Linked DNA regions of Mus musculus: region 1 is linked to region 2. The links are chromatin loops, found by intact Hi-C in ENCODE. Cell type or tissue: left cerebral cortex. All regions are shown on one strand.

Region 1 (2,500 bases), 370 kb before region 2:
ACTCGGTTTACAGAGGTCTTTACAGTAGCAGCAGCACTTTGATTTTTTTTTTTTTTTACATCCTTTGCATCACACACACACACACACACACACACACTCACACACGCGGTTTAAATGGCTTTGGTTGTGTTTATACATTTAAAAAAAAAAGACGCTTCTATCACACTGACAGCAACAACAATGTATCATTCTGCTTCAAGAGTCCCTGGTTCTGATAAGCTCAGACAACCCCCCCTGCCCCCCCCCCCCCCCCCGCCCTGCTTCTGTTGCCATCAGCAGAGCATTTGGAAACCTTGGAGACAGTCAATGTAAACAACCCAAAGACACAGCTAAACCAGACCCATTCCCATCCCACCAGACTCTCCCTTCCTTTGTCTAGCTCTTAGGGTCGATGGTGAAACCATAACTCTTCTTTCATCTTCTGCACTTCTCTCCTGAGCCTGACGTTGCGGTTGCGCTTACCTGTTGCCCTGGCTACCCAGAAGGTAGAAACCCTTGCCTGGAGACCAAAATGACTCGAGAAAACAAAGTGAATGAGACAAGACCCCCCCACGCACGGAGCCAGTGCATCTCCTAAAGCGATCAAGTGACCCTGGGGTCATCTGATTACATCTCTTCCCCCTGATATTTGCTTCCAAGGTTCTGGACGCAACTGGAAAGGATTTAAAATCTCTTTTCCATTTTTTTGACAAGTGTCCTGAGTGCCTGGTGTCAATAGTCCCTACCCTTTCGCCACGGTAGCCAAGAAGCGCTAGAAAATTACATATGCATTATAAAAGGCATTGGAAGCTTTGAAGAGCTCGACAGGTTGCATCTGAAAGTTAGAGCTGAGGGATCCTTCCTGCGTTTGGGGCTTGACGACACAGCCTTCCCTCTAGAACTAGGTTCCTTGAGGCCAAGCGCAGATTCTCCTGCCAGGCTGGGTGATTCTGCTACACCCTGCAGGACAAGCTAGAGCACCGAGTCCCTGGGACGCCAGAGCAGCAGGTGGGAGAGCGCGAGAGCAGCCTGGGAGCAGAGACCTAGCAGGTGCAGGCAACAAATCCAGCGAGCAAGTCCCCCGAGGCCCGGCAAGATAAGCTCCAGCCAGGAAGTCAGCCCCGAAAATGCCCCTTGTCCCGGGAAGCGCAAGCGGATCCCCTTACCTGTGCCACCTCCTCCCTGGCCGCTCCTATCGGCTGGAAAGATGCCCGAACACTTGTCCCACTCCACCTGACCCGCGAAGCACAGCTCGGTGATGATGTGCAGCGCCTTCTGGCACAGGCTGCTCACACCGTCCTCCTTGCGGAAACTCATCTTGGCTTCTGCTCGCAGCTCCGTTGATCTCCCTTGGTCTGAGGCAGAGCCCTAAGAGTTGCGAGTTGGCCCCATGGTTGGCACGGGCGCAGGAGGGCGGCGCGCGCCAACGGACGCTGCTGCCAGGTCTGCGCTTCTCCTCGGAGCGCTCGGAGGCGCGCGCGGAGCCCAGCCGGCGGGGAGCGAGGGGCGGCGGCGCGCAGAACGGCGCCTCCCGGGTGCTGGGCGGCGCGGCCAATGGCAGGCTGGCGCGGGCAGCGGGGGCAGAGGCGACAGTGCCCTCCATACACCTTTCTGAGCCCCCGTCACACTCTTTTCATTTCTCCCTTTCAATCCAACTTTGCTACTCCCTGGTCCCTCCCCGATTCTTTATCTTTTAAAAAAAGAAAGAAAGGAAAAGCTATTCCCCGTTCCAGACCTGCGGATCTTTATTTTTATTTTTAAATAAAAGTAATCAGAAGACAGGTCATGCGAGGTAGAGTGACACCTGTTTACAATTTGTTTTTAAACGACTTGGAACAATGATAGTTTGGGGATAGAGAACGTTCTAGGTAAGAACACTGTTATCACCAGCAGTGAGGTTCATCAGAAGTTGGGTTTACCCGGCACTGTGAACAGGAAAATTTGAATTCACTGTCATCTACAGAACGAAATATGCCATCCATCAGGGTTTTATTTATTGAAATCATAACTCGTGACTGAGAGACGCCACTTGATTCTAGTTTCTTCTCTGCTGGCGGCTTAAACAGTGCGAAGACAAGATTTCTGTGTCAAACGAGTGTGGGGGATTAGGTTCAGTGCAATCAGCTACAGGCGCACTCTTAATTGTAAAGACATTGTTTTGAAGTCTTTTTCACAGCCTGTTAGAACAAAGGGCTTTAATGGGGGGCATCAATCCCCCGACCCCCGTCTAAATTTCTCTAATTCAAGTTGGTGTAAATCAGCAATGAAGCTGAAGATACAAAATAAAATTAGAAAGCAGTTACCCCAGGCTATGATAAAGCTACCACAGGCTATGATAAAAGCAACTACTCAGTTTAAAAACCCTTTCCACACCAGCCCGTGAATCAGATAGTTCTTCACTCTCTGTTTTCCAATTCCAAGTCGCCAGTCTTATCCTCAGCTTTGTAGAAGACCATTTGCTGCTGCCACAAAGTTCTCTCAGCCCCCATTTCCCACAGGATAATGCAGAACTTCTCCTCAC
Region 2 (2,500 bases):
AGAGAGCAAATTAAGGCTAAACGAGATACCACTGCGAATGCACTGGTGTGTGTGAGATAAAAAGTGAGCAGCGTCACGTGTTAACCTGGGAACCCGAAGTTAACATGCACCCTGCTTGAAGCAGCATAAACCTGTGCAATCATCTCCTGCTCCCTTGTCAATATCTGGACTAGAAAATATACACACTTATATATGTTCCCTATGGTCTATAACCTTAGGTTACGTAATCAAAGTGCATAAGTGGGATCTTAAAAGTGGAGATCTGCCTTTCCTTTTTTACAGGGGTGCCAAAAGTGTTTGCCTCTTGTCAGGGTTACATGTCCTCCAAACCCGAGGGAGCCTCCGAGCCTCATCCTTTGGCATTACTGCATGACTCAACCCGGGTGCTGTACTCATGGTAGGAGAGGATGTGGACTTGCATCATGGCTCCCTTCGATGGTCATCACTCTCACCTGTCTGAGGGAAGCAGGCTTGCTTTCCTTTCTTTCCTGTTAGGATGGTTTGACTTGCTTCGGCACCTGAGACAGCCCCAGTATTTCATGCTTCCAGCCAAAGCACAGCCGTTGGATTAGTGGGGCATCCTGGCCTAAAGCCTTCTTGGCACTCTAACTAAAAAGGGCAGACTGTTGCCCCTTCTCTCTGTGTCCTTTAGGACCTCTGCTGAGTCCTGGGATGGAAACTCACCTCCCCCCAGAGAGAAGGATTTTACTTCATGTGATTGATGGATCCAGGAAAGCGTCCAGTGTTTTCTATTTATTTCCAGGGACAGCCAGACAATCATATCCATGCCTACTTTTCTCTGCCAGATGCTCCAGTCTCTCTCCTGCTTCCAAAATTTCTGGCCTGACTATATGATTGTTAGAAAACATATCATAGAAAACAGAAAAGGATAGTGAGGAATTATACCTATTGATCATTATGAGCTTTAAAAGCTAAACACAGCCATCCTGACTGGCAGCCTCATTAGGCAACTATCTGATCGCCTATCAGTATGCAGGACTAAAACACAACTGGCAAGGTAATAAAGCGGTCCTGATTTCACAGAAGTTGCCATCGCCCTCTAGTGGGAAAAAGCGTCATTACACCCTTCCAACGGCTTAGACCTTTCTCAAATTTTGGCTTGAATTAATCATCGATAAACTTGATAATTATAGAAAGTGCCATTTGTGGACAATAACAGTAGAGTGTTTTATTTTATGACATTAAACAGGTGTAAGTTATTTAATATAGACAGCCATATTATTCAGGTAAAGAATATAAAACAAAACAAGAAAGAAAGGACAGGACAGGACACAAAATCCGGGAATTCTCTCAAGGGTAGGCTCTGCCTGTGGAATGAAATCTGTACTAGGTTCTGAACTTCAATTTATTAATGGAAACTCACGTTATCTCTGCTTATACTAAATTAATGCATGAAAATAGCTAAAATAATAATAATATTTAAAATGTGTTCCAATCCTTTAACTTACACCCAGTACCAAATCTCTAGATTTAAAGATGCTTACATCTTTCCTCTGCTTCTAAAACCAAAGGGGCAAGTCAGCCTCCCGTCCTCCACTCTGGTCCTCCATCAATTTGGCTGGACCTAGCTTTTCAGATTCACATTTGAATGGCAAAACTCAGTTCTAACTATGAGATTTTTCAAGCTAGACTGTACCAGCATGTCTATTAAAACGGAAGTCTTTAAGGAATTAAAATCGTCACGTCTCATTCCTCATTTTGGTGTTTAAATGGCTCTGATGCTTTAGCACTACGGCGGTCAGACTCATTTAATATCCAGCTCATGATACACCCACACTTTGCATGGATTAAGTGCAATAAATAAATAAGTAAACAACTCATGCAATTTCTGTTTCATGAATGTTCCTCATTATAGGGTGTGAGAACATGAAAATGTACTTTCACTTTATATAGTGATCGTCTGAGAGAGAAAAAATCTGATTATGGATATAAATGGAGAAAAATAATAATCTATATTTGAAGTCAATTGTCTCATTTCTTGGTGAAATAAGTGCATTGACACTATACTTGTTTTTTCTTTTTCTCTTTTTCCTTTGTGTGTGTGTGTGTGACAGGGTTTCTCTGTGTAGCCCTGGCTGTCCTGCAACTCACTTTGTAGACCAGGCTGGCCTCGAACTCAGAAATCCGCCTGCCTCTGCCTCCCAAGTGCTGGGATTAAAGGCGTACACCACCACGCCCAGCTTTTTCCTTTTTCCTTTTTGTCTTCTTCTGCTTCTGCTTCTGCTTCTGCTTCTGCTTCTTCTGCTTCTGCTTCTTCTGCTTCTTCTTCTTCTTCTTCTGCTTCTTCTTCTGCTGCTTCTTCTGCTGCTTCTTCTGCTGCTTCTGCTTCTGCTGCTTCTGCTTCTGCTTCTGCTTCTGCTGCTGCTGCTGCTTCTTCTTCTTCTTCTTCTTCTTCTTCTTCTTCTTCTTCTTCTGCTTCTGCTTCTGCTTCTGCTTCTTCTTCTTCTGCTTCTGCTTCTTCTTCTTCTTCTTCTTCTTC

The links. Hi-C counts contacts between places; a loop is a spot of excess contacts. Peaks named below come from ENCODE experiments on the same cell type or tissue, not always from the same donor. Only the 100,000 strongest peaks of a DNase experiment are listed, where the experiment ranks them.
Region 1: it touches region 2 in a loop (4-fold over the local background); 4 of 42 quality-filtered maps call a loop at or near these places.

Annotation. Positions count from the first base shown.
Region 1 is chr15:89,840,474-89,842,973 of GRCm38, forward strand. Syt10 (synaptotagmin X) reads right to left here and starts at 1,387. Exons shown (of 7, transcript NM_018803.2): 1 at 1,146-1,387. The coding sequence starts at 1,296. In left cerebral cortex, no CTCF peak of the experiment used is centred here; DNase peaks (open chromatin) are centred at 1,010, 1,347 and 1,934; H3K4me3 peaks cover 1,785 bases.
Region 2 is chr15:90,214,078-90,216,577 of GRCm38, forward strand. No RefSeq gene overlaps it. Among named protein-coding and RNA genes, the nearest start is that of Alg10b, 9.0 kb to the right of the region's middle. In left cerebral cortex, a CTCF peak has its summit at 1,072 (motif pointing left); a DNase peak (open chromatin) is centred at 1,043.